2 separate regions of the Homo sapiens genome follow, and region 2 is linked to region 1. A link is a contact called in ENCODE Hi-C or POLR2A ChIA-PET data. All regions are on one chromosome and are shown on one strand. The core of a region is the stretch at or near the end of the contact, and the rest is flanking DNA. Distances in the headings are between cores, read along the strand shown. Region 1 overlaps MAN1C1 (mannosidase alpha class 1C member 1). Region 2 overlaps MAN1C1 (mannosidase alpha class 1C member 1).

Region 1 (5,700 bases), core at 1,647-4,146:
CGTTTCATAATAAGGCTACGGAGACATTTGGCGCCTGCACTGGGCGGCTGAGTTGCCTGCTTTGATAGTGCTTTGCCCAAGTGTTCACTGAAATACTTTCTTCAATGTTACAGGGTCAGCTTCATGTTTGGATAAATAAGCCTGAGTGTTGAATTCCTTCCGGGGTCTCTACCTTCTGTGGTTAATCTTCTGTGTGTGTCTTTCTGCTGTATGTCAGGCTGTGCTTAAGCCTGCTTAATTGCAGTGGTTCACTTGAAAGTGCTGTTAGAAGTAAAATTAAAGGAGAAGACACATGTTGGGTCCTGCCCAAGCTGGCATCTTGCTAGCTGTTCAGGTTTGCTATTCAGGGAGTAGCCAAGGAGGGGAGAGAGATGGAGAGAGAGATGGAAAGATAGACCAACCTTGCGTCTTTTTTTTTTTTTTTGAGATGGAATCTTGCTCTGTCACCCAGGCTGGAGTGCAGTGGCGCGATCTTGACTCACTTCAAGCTCCGCCTCCTGGGTTCACACCGTTCTCCCGCCTCAGCCTCCCGAGTAGCTGGGACTACAGGCACCCGCCACCATGTCCGGCTAATTTTTTGTATTTTTCGTAGAGACGGGGTTTCACCGTGTTAGCCAGGATGGTCTCGATCTCCTGACCTCATGATCCACCCTCCTTGGCCTCCCAAAGTGCTGGGATTACAGGCGTGAGCCACCGCGCCCAGCCCCAACCTTGGGTCTTAACCAAGCAGGGGAAAGGTCTCCTGCCTGGGGCCCTCAGCCTTCTAAGGAGAGCCTGCCACAGCCATGCTTACCATTACCCAGGGCACAGTTCTGGGTCCTGAAAACCCTTTTCTAGGAGTAAAGGAGCTTTCAGACTGAGCAGACTGCCCTTCCCCACGCCTTTCTCAGTGCCTCTTCCCCAGAGGCTGGGGAGAAGGAAGGGCAAGGGTTATCAGGCCAGCCTGGCCAGGATGCAGCTGGGTGGTGGTGCTTGATGTAGGGGGAAAGCCATGAAGCGTGGCCCTGAGGCTTGAAGTGGTGGTGCCTTCCTCTTGCAGCCGGAGGTGCCTACCTTCTAGTGAATCATCCGCACACAGAAGCAATTTATGCTCCTCATTATTCTTTAGCAAGAAATAATTTCCTACCCATTTGTCACTTTAAGACTAAGGGCTTCACACTCCCTGTGCTGAGAATATAGTAGCTTGTTGTACTTCAGTTCTATTTATGTCCCATTTGGGGGTTTGGGGGCTGCCCTTTGACAAACACACAAAAAGGAGATTGATACAGCCGGAGCCATAGACAAACAAGATGACAGGCCCTGGGAACATGGGAACCTTTTGTCATGCCCTGTTACCCATGGGGGCTTTGGCCTCAGTAAGTTATTACTGGCTACCAGCGCCTTGTATATATCATCCTCACTAGAATGAAAACACCCATGTAACTCTTAGTGAGTTGCTTGCTCTGCATTGAGGCCCCAGGGATATGAACCCCAGGCTGAGCCTGTGTGTGGATGGAAGGAAGTGGATGGACACACACACAGCGTGACCCACCAGCCGGACCACTGCTCACTTTCAGGGCTCACCAACCTCAGCATTTCCAGCCAAGGCCCTGTGGTGCTCTACACCATCTCCTTGCCTGCTGCCCTGCCCCCTGGCCTTGACCTGTCTGAAGATGAGACCACCTTTCCTGCTCTCTGGGAGCCCCTGGTCCTGTGCAGGGTGGCCTAGTAGATATTAGAAATTCAAAATCAAAACTCAGTGACTGCTGCAGAGGGTGGGCCTTTCCCATAAACTGTTCACCTTCACAGTGGTGAGCAAGCTGAGGCTCAGAGGTGTTAAACAGCGTGCCCAGAGTTACACAGCTTGAAAGTGGCAGTGTCAGGTTGTGAACCTGGAGCCAGGCTATGAATCTAGAGTGAAGCCCTTGGTTATCCCAAACCATAGACCCTAAGGGCTAGCATGAGTGGGAGGGGACTCGAGGCTTCATGGGGAGTGAAGGCAGGTGGCCCCAGGCTTGGAATGAGCCTAGTAAGGAGACACATCCAAACTTGCTGCTGCTTCTTTTTTTTTAAACGCGGTCTGGCTCTCTCGCCTAGGCTAGAATACAGTGGCACCATCTCAGCTCACTGCAACCTCTGCCTCCCAGGCTCAAACCATCCTGCCACCTCAGCCTCCCCTGTAGCTGGGACTACAGGCGCATGCCACCATACCTGACTAATTTTTTTTGTGTTTTATGTAGAGACAAGGGTTTCACCATGTTGCCCAGGCTCGTCTTGAATTCATGAGGTCAAGTGATCTGCCCTCCTCAGCCTCCCAAAGTGTTGGGATTATAGGCGTGAACCACTGCGCCCAGCCCCAAACTCACCTCTTAATATTCTGTCTCTTCTCTGAAGTTCCTCCCAGCTGCTCAGCCGATTGCCACTTATAGATACTTCCCCAGACGCCCCCAGCCCGTGCAGTTCCATCAAACTTTACACACACACACAATCTGAGCGGGGTTGTCCTGCTTGCTTATGTTGCCTGCAGTCTGCATTTTTCAGTCCTGGCCAGCAGCAGCATCAGTGGCCCTGGCCCTGCCAGACACCCCTGCGTCGTGCCTGAGCCTGCTGCCCAGAGGGGATGCACTGGGAAGAGCAGGAGGCTGTTGCAAGGCTGAGGAAGGACTGGAGCTGCGAAGGCACCCGCCTGCCTCGGATGTTCCCTGATCTAAGCCCAGCTGTACCCAGCTGGGACTTGGATGTGACTCGGGTTGGGGATTGGTTTGTCCTGTTGCTGAGCCAGCATCCTGGGAAGCCTTCAGAGTCAAGGCTGTTTGGTTCTAGGTGGCTTGTCTCCAGGGTTATCTCCCCACACTCCCTGGGGCTTACAGTTCTATTTCTGTAGCAGCCTTGGCTCTGCCCCCGACCCTTACGTCAGACCTAGAAATACGTCTCACCTGGATGACCTCCAGGGAGCTGCTGCTTTGGTCCTCAGACTGCAGTTTCCTACATTACATACTTCCTTATGTAAAAAGCACAGTGCTGGCTACCTCTTTCTCAAGCTCTTCCCTCCAGGAACTGAGCAGGCCTGGGATGTGGCCAGAACATGACTTTTAGAATCCCTAAACCTGGGGGAGATTATGGAGCCTAAAATATAATTCAAAAGAAATCTTTCTTTTTTAGTGATAAAAGTTACATGTTGTACAAACATTGATGTAGCTTCTTTCTAGCATTTCTAATTGTGCAGTCCCAGGTGAGTCCATTGAAGCAGAATCTCCTGGACTCCAGCTTTGCCAGTGCCCAAAGCAAGGCTTGGTCTGCCTGTAGGATGCACTCAGGGATGACTCCTGAGAGCCAGTTGTTAAATTTTCAGAAATGTTGTGTGCCAATGGTTAATAATAGCCATTCTTTAAAAACAAATTATATAAAATTATAGTTAAATAAATTAAAAACAAGGGTAGCCAATACTCAAAACTCATCCCTTCCTGATTGTTTTACTGTATTATTTATCTATTTCACCTGTTGTATCTATGTATAATGATATGTCGCAGCCCACACCAAATCCATGTTCAGTGACATCATGTTGGTAGCTCTAAATCAGCCCTGGTGGGAATATTTCTGTTTGCCACAGAAATTGGCAAACACTATAAACTTGGGTTTGATTTATTGTTTTGATAATTGCCTAGACTTAGGAAAGTGATAGAGAGAATGCTAATCAGATTAAACTTAAGTGTTTATATATGGCCCAGTGTGGTGGTTCACGCCTGTAGTCCCAGCACTTTGGGAGGCCAAGGTGGGCGGATCACCTGAGGTCAGGAGTTTGAGACCAGCCTGACCAACATGGAGAAACCCCGTCTCTACTAAAAATACAAAATTAGCTGGGCGTGGTGGCACATGCCTGTAATCTCAGCTACTCGTGAGGCTGAAGCAGGAGAATCACTTGAACTTGGGAGACAGAGGTTGCGGTGAGCTGAGATCGCGCCATTGCACTCTAGCTTGGGCAACAAGAGTGAAATTCCTTTTTTTTTTTTTTTTTTTTTTTTTTTTGAGTGTCGCCTAGGCTGGAGTGCAGTGGTGCCATCTCGGCTCACTGCAAGCTCCGCCTCCCAGGTTCACACCATTCTCCTGCCTCAGCCTCCCGAATAGCTGGGACTACAGGTGTCTGCCACCATGCCTGGCTAATTTTTTGTATTTTTAGTAGAGACGGGGTTTCACCGCATTAGCCCAGGATGGTCTTGATCTCCTGACCTCGTGATCCGCCCGCCTCGGCCTCCCAAAAGTGCTGGGATTACAGGTGTGAGTCACCATGCCCGGCCTGAAACTCCATTTTTGAGACAGACTCTTACTCTATCACCCAGGCTGGAGTGCTGTGGTGCAGTCATGGCTCACTGCAGATTCGAACTCCTGGGCTCAAGGGGTCCTCCCACCTCAGCCTCCCAAGTAGCTGGGACCACAGGTGCATGCAACCATGCCCAGCTAATTTTTTTATTTTTTGTAGAGATGGGGTTTCACCATGTTGCCCAGGCTGGTCTCAAACTTCTGGGCTCAAGTGATCCTCCTGCCTCAGCCTCCCAAAGTGCTGGCATTACAGGTGTGAGCCACCATGCCTGGCCAAAAGTGTGTCATTGTAAATGACAGTATTCAAAACTTACCATCCAATTCAGCAAAGAAGTGGCTCACATCATTGATAAACACATGAAATTCTGTTTTTTTTTTTAATTTCAGTTTTATTTGTTAAGGTACATGAAAATATCAACCATCGCCCATGTTGGAGCTACATGCAGAGGGTTAGTTGTTAAACCGCACACTGCTGGATGCAGCTGTGCTGCGTGGCCCATGTATTTCATCACCTCTATGCCTTTGCTCCTGGCTATTTCCTTTTACTGTCTTGCCCGAGTCCCATTTCATTCACTGACTCATTTATTTAACAAATAAGTATCCAGTGTGGACTATGTGCCAGGCACCAGGGACACAGCAATGAACAAGACAGACCCAAAATACAAATTCTGTTCTAGTGGAGTTAGAGGAACAATAAGCAAAATAAATATGTTAACGGCATGGTATGCAGTTTCAAACTCTTCCCTCTTTTCCCCAGAGCACAAATGTCCCCCTCTGTGTCTTGCTCTCCCCCACCGAGGGTGAGTTCTGCCTCCATTGTGGCAGGATCTTTCAACCTCACACCAAAGGAGACAAGGCTTAGCTTGAGCACAGGGTCTGAGCAGAGATGTGTGCATAGCTGGGAACTCGAGACTGAGGCCTGGCTTTGTGGAAGACAGGCAGGAAGCAGGAAGCAGAGCCACAGTTTTATTAGAGTTCGTGAAAATGGGATGTCTCCTCCCAATGTAATGATTTGCTAATTGTTCTCAGTGCTGTGTGTGGGGTTGAAGGGAGATCTAAGATGAAACCTTTGCACCTGCAAGGAGTTAAAAATATGTAATGAAAGAAATATCACAGGATAGCCTGCTCATTCCCTCATCTATTTGTTTTGCAAATACAAGTCCTACCCCACATCAGGTGCTATAAGCTCTATAAACTGTAAAGCCAAATGATCTACGGTCTCTCCCCTTGAGGAATTTTTTTAACTTGGGGGCAATTTATAATCCAGATTGCTGGCCAGCGAACAGTGGTCAGAATGCTCTGGAAACCTTCCCCATCTCTCTGGAGTCATCAGGCCCTTGCAGGTAGTCAGCCTCCTCTCTCTCTGTTGTCCCCTCACTTATAATTGACCTCAGTTTATAATTC
Region 2 (5,719 bases), core at 1,535-4,034, 84 kb after region 1:
AGCTGGGTCAGGGCAGTAGCACGGAGAAGGTGAGATGTGGGCAGTGTCTGGAAATCTCGCAGAGACGGCCAGCAGGATTTGCTGCAGGACTGGATGAGGGGGTGTGAGACAGGGTCAAGGGTTGGGGGCCACAGCTCTTGGGAGGAGGACATTGGTGTTAATCAAGATGGGGAAGACTGGAAGGAACAGGTCTGGAGGAAGGCATGGGATTGGCTTTCAGACAGTGAAACATGCGATGCCCAAAGACCTTCAAGTGGAGACATGCATGCAGAGTTGGATATGTGACTTTTAGTAGAGACAGGGTTTCACTATGTTGGCCAGGCTGGTCTCAAACTCCTGACCTCATGATCCGCCTGCCTCAGCCTCCCAGAGTGCTGGGATTACAGGCGTGAGCCACTGTGCCTGGCCGATGGATTTTAAGATTTGAAATCACTAAGAGAATGAGGGAGGACAGAAAGGAAGCCCAAAGGCAGAGCCCCAGGGCACCCCAGTCTTTAGAGGTCTGGAGATGGGGAGGAACCAGCACAGGAGACTGGGAAGAAGCCATCCCAGGGTAGAAGGAGAAGCAAGAGGAAGAATGGCAGCCTGAAGGCCAAGATCCAGTAAGGAGCCAGGATCCGTGACACCCGGAGACCAGCCTGGCTCCTGCCCTCCTGCCGTCCCACTGTGGGGAGGACACAGATGCAGACTACAGTCCCCACTATTATAAAGTGACAGGGACAGGGAAACGCATGAGTCCATTAGCATGAGATGAGAATGGGGGGAGGTGGAGGTGCACAGTGTAGGGGCCTAGAATGTGGACATTGGGGCTGGGGAAGACCCTCTCACAGAAGAAGGGCTCTAAGCCGGACATCAGAGGGTGAGATTGCATGCATGGCTTTGTGGGCAATGAGCCATTAGAGGTGGGCCCTAGATTTCCACAGGAGAAGGTGGGATGGGAAAAGGCAGTTCTGGCAGAGTCTGTAGAAGAGTCATAAAAGTATCGGTATGTAAGGAGGGAATGGCAAGTGGCCCATTTGGGTTGGGGGGTTCTGACCTTTGGGATGCTTGGAGACAAGGCTGGAAGGTTGGTGGGGAGGGGTATGAGAGAGGCAGTGGGGACCCTTGACCTCAAGGGGCTCACAGTCTAGTTAGGGAGGCAAAGCCCCACAGTGCAGGGAGGTAGTGGTGGGTGCCCAAGAAAGTGCTGTGGGCACTCTCAGGGCAAGAAGAGGTTAGCTAGTGGAACCAGTTCAGGCTGCCCCTGGGAGGTAGACCTTGAAGAACATGTTAGTGTTGAACATGCCAAGATGCACAGAGAAGATTTCTTGGCAGAGAAGACCACACTTGCCAAGGTATGGAAGCAGGAGCTTGCACCCCTTCCTACATGGGTACTGAGGAACCATTGGCAGTTCCTGAGCTTGGGGAGAGACCCAAGTTGGATCTGGCTTTAGAGTGAATAAGAGGTAAAGGGAAGGGGTCTTGGAGATAGGAGGACCCTTTTGGAGGCAACTACACAACCAGATCAGGTAGTGATGGCCTCGGCAGCAGATACAGATGGGACCTGTGGGGCGGTTTTCCTTTAAGTTGGGCCAAGGGTTTTTGCAAGCTGCAATCTCACGCTCACGTTGCCCTGCAGGGTGAGAGAGAGGGCCGGGAATGTAGTTGCACCCCAAGGCCTCACTGACCCAAGAAGATTTTTGTGGAGGGGCTGCCCAGTGCCAGTAGGGGCAAGGAGGGCCACATGTACTCACTATCATGCCAGCCCTTGTCCATCAACCTACCCCATTTAACCCTCCCAGGAGCCTTATGAGGCAGGTCCTAGTGTCACCGCCATTTTGCAGATGAGGGAAACGAGGCACAAAGAGGTAGAATGGCTTGCCCTATTGCACAGCTAGGGTATAAGAGGCCAGGATTTGAACATCTCCCTGACACCAAAGCCAGCCTCTTAGCTATGTGTGAGGTTGCCTTGCAAAGGCTTTATTCAGTAGCCAAAGGTCCGAACCCTCCCAAAGGAAAGGATCAAGAGGGTCTCCCTGACCTCGTTGCCCTTCCTCACTCCCTGGCCAGGCTGCTATTTCAAGGTGAACTAAGGGACCCCAGAACTGATGAACAATCGGTTCAATGAACTGATTTATCAAGCACTTAGTCTGTGCCAAGCATATAGGTTGTATTTATCAGATGTATCTAGGCCAGGTGTGTATGTGATGTATTTATCCTGGCTCAGGAACCTGCAGTGGCTCCCCAGTGCCCTGGTCCAGTGGTCTTAACCTCATTTTATAGATGAGAACTTTGATGCTTAGAGCAGATGTGTTGCTGGCTCATAGCGGCATTTGAACGCGGGGCTGCTGATTTCTGGGCCTGTATTATTTCTAAGACACCTCACTGCCTTCTGCACTAGCAGGAAGGGGTGAACCCCATGGCTTCAGAACTGGAACAGGAAAGTGGACCAACATGGAGCCCGCCCCAGCCACAGCCCTAGGGAAGCGTCCAAGCTGGCTCTTTGTGTATAAATCATGGTCTGTTTACTGAACAGGGAGTGTGTCTTTCCTCCTGGGGAGCTGCCCCAGGGTGGCTGCAGGTGCAAATAGGGTTGAATTCAGGATAGGGCCTTCTCTCCTGCCCAGCCTGACCGCTGAGTAGCCTCTGGACTGGAATGAAAGGCTTTCCAGTAAGTGCCTTGCTGGACTGCAGCTCAGCCATGTGCCAGGTGGGAATGGGGGTGGGAGACCAACCAAGAGAAGGATTCAGGAGCCTGAGAGCAGGGGCAGGAACTTGCCAACAAATCTCTTAGCAAGCTGCTTTCTCAGCTGGCCTCATAGAGCGTCCCCAGGGACGTCACGGGGCAGAGCTGGTCACGAGGAGTCCTGGCTGCCCTCCCAGCCTGATCTAGAGGAAGAAGGGCGCATGGGGTGAAAACACCAGGGAGCTCAAGGCAGGATTCAGAAATCAGACACTGCGGCTGCCTCTCCCCTGGCCTTGAAGGACATACGGCCTGGGCCTCTCTTGATCCGTAACTGATCAGAGTGGGTGGGGTGGGGTGAGCAATCAGATCTGCAACTGTTTTCACAGAGAATTGAGCGGCCCTGCAATGCCTGATGCGTGGAAAACACATTCCACTTGGCCTGGGGCTGGGCCAGTCCCCCCTTGGTCTAATCTTGAGTGTGTCCCATCCCCTCTCTGAGGTCTTCATCTATGACAATGAAGGGGTAGGGGCAGCAGGATCCCCCAGATTCTTCCAGGCCCTTCAAACGTCTGGTTTGAGGTCCTGTGATAGAACAGGAAGGGGCCTGAGCTACAGCCAGGAGCATGGACACCAGGCCTGTACCCTGTGTGCTGGGCACGATCTGCTTTGCTCAGTCTGCCTGGGCTCCTCAGTGCCTCCCTGCTTGAGCACCTCGAGAGGGTGAATACGGGCCAGGAACTCTGTTCAGCCCTGCCACCTACAGGGGAAGCAGCTGGGATGAACCGGCAAAGGATCAAGTCTGTTTGGCTTTGGGATGTGTTTTCCTACCACTTCTTAAGCATGGGAGGGGCTGACATTCTGGAAATTCACTTCAGCCCAAACAGGGAAGCCATCCCAGGACGCAGTGCTGGGTCCTTCCAGCCTTCTCCTCCCTCCTTGGCGAACTCCCTTCTGGTAATAGATTCTCCGACCTCCAGCCCATCCCAGGACACAGGGCTGGGTGCCTCCAGCCCTCTGCTCCCTCCTTGGCGGGCCCTCCCTTCTGGTAATAGATTCTTTGACCTCCAGCCTCATCTTCCTCCTAACTTCTCCCTCCCTCTCACCCTCACTTCCATTCTTTTTCCAGGCTGTATCCTTTTTCAGACCTTGCCCAGCCTAGAGAGGTGGTTAAGTGTGTGAATTTCAGAAGGATTCTCTGCCTTCAGTCAACACAAGTGAGCAGTTAGGAAGCACTCATTAAGGAGATTAGAGGCTAACTCTGAATTCAGGAGGTGCCGCAAAGCCCACGCTGCAGACTCAAGTGGGCTCAACAGGCTCCAGAGTTTCCACTGCGGAAGGTGGAGCCTGTGACTCTCAATGTTTTCAGCCTCTGCAGGGAGGACACTGAAGGAACAATTACTCCTCTTAGGGTTACACTCTGGTCCCTAAAGGAAACTACTGCTGCCTGCAATGACTCCATAGTTGTAAGGAGTTGATGGGAGGCGCCACCTCTTTCAGGAAGCCTTTCAGATAGTAGCAGGCATGTCCCTTTCTCCCTCCCCTCCACCTTCACAGTTTTCTGCACTGAGTGCAAAAGGCTCTGGTTGTGCCAGAGGGTGTCTTCCTCATTACTCTTCTGTCTGGTTCATGGGATGGAAAACTATCATTTTGCACTTATCTCAGCCTTTACTCCCAGGACAGGTGCCTGATGCCCAGTGGTAGGGGCCAGGCCTCGTAGCTGGTTCGTGCACTAGAATGAGAATGGCCGCAAATTTTTACTTTGTGTATTTGTTTGGTTTCTTTGCCCAAATTTTCTTTCCTTTTTTTTTTTTAATGGAAATAAGTTTCTGGTTATAAGAAAGTAACCCATGAGCTGAAGAAATCAAAAGGCACCTGTAATCCCGGCACTCAGAGGTAGTCAGTGGGTCATACCAGACTTAGTTCTGTACACTTACACTTTGATGTACAATAAGAATTATACTGTGTTTTTTTCTTATTTGCAATTTACTTAAAAAGAAAGAAAGAAAGAAAGAAAAAGATCCCGTGGATGTCTCCCCAGGTAAATAGGCACAGGTCGACCTCACCTGCGTGGATGACTGCATGGTATCCTATTTTATATTTGAGCCATAGTTCACCCTCTATTAGCTACAACTAATCTTGAAGAGACAGAGGATTGGCACGGTTGATTTTTGGGCCAGGTGCAGTGGCTCACGCCTGTAATTCCAGCACTTTGGGAGACCAAAGCAGGCAGATCACTTGAGGCCAGGCATTCGAGACCAGCCTTGGCCAACATGGTGAAACCCACTCTCTACTAAAAATACAAAAATTAGCTGAGTGTGGTAGCATGCATCTGTAATCCCAGCTACTTGGGAGGCTGAGGCACGAGAATCGCTTGAACCCAGGAGATGAAGGTCTCAGTGAGCTGAGATAGCACCATTATACTCCAGTCTGAGCGACAGAACAAGATTCTGTCTCCAAAAAAAAAAGATTTTTGTATGCCAGGCTGGATGAGGTGGCTCACGGCTCACGCCTGTAATCCAGCACTTTGGGAGGCCGAAGTGGGTGGATCACTTGAGGCCAGGAGTTCAAGACCAGCCTGGCCAACATGGTGAAACCCCATCTCTACTAAAAATACAAAAATTATCTGGGCGTGGTGGTGGACACCTGTGGTCCCAGCTACTTGGGAGGCTGAGGTGGGAGAATCGCTTGAACCTGGGAGGCAGAGGTTGGAGTGAGCCGAGATCGCACCATTGCACTCCAGACTGGGTGACAGAGTAAGACCCTGTCTCAAAAACAAACAAACAAAGATTTTTATATGCCAAAGCAGAGAAAAGTGGGTGGCTGATTGGCACTGATAGTTGACCCGCTGACCAACAGAAGAGTGGACCGAGTCTGGGAAGTGGCTCAGCCTGGGCCCTCGGTCTCTCTGGCCGCTGTTTGCTGCCTTGAGGAGGAAGCAGCCCATGGCGGGGACTCTGGGTCTCGGCGTCACCTTCGATGGTGGCACTGGAGTCCCCCGGATGGTGCCTGAGGCCAGCCTTTGCCACCAAGCCTGCGCTGGCATTGGAGGGGCCC

Evidence for each region. A loop is a pair of places that touch in the nucleus more often than their neighbours do. ChIA-PET counts read pairs that join two places held with the same protein, here RNA polymerase II (POLR2A). Pooled maps may share reads with other maps.
Region 2: a loop to region 1 is called in a pooled map, with 2.9 times the contacts of the local background. The contact joins two enhancer-like sites. A Hi-C loop is called at or near these places in 1 of 37 single-sample maps with no recorded cell type and 7 of 50 pooled maps. POLR2A ChIA-PET finds 5 or more read pairs at or near these places in 6 of 52 experiments (AG04450, OCI-LY7, WTC11 and 2 more).

Annotation. Positions count from the first base shown.
Region 1 is chr1:25,656,420-25,662,119 of GRCh38, forward strand. The region is part of intron 1 of MAN1C1 (mannosidase alpha class 1C member 1); the gene reads left to right. Among named protein-coding and RNA genes, the nearest start is that of MAN1C1, 42 kb to the left of the region's middle. Within about 2 kb of position 2,897, at least 16 of the 41 ENCODE cell types and tissues checked have a DNase peak (open chromatin) inside an H3K27ac peak, as active enhancers do.
Region 2 is chr1:25,740,872-25,746,590 of GRCh38, forward strand. The region is part of intron 2 of MAN1C1 (mannosidase alpha class 1C member 1); the gene reads left to right. Among named protein-coding and RNA genes, the nearest start is that of SELENON, 56 kb to the right of the region's middle. Within about 2 kb of position 2,785, at least 25 of the 41 ENCODE cell types and tissues checked have a DNase peak (open chromatin) inside an H3K27ac peak, as active enhancers do.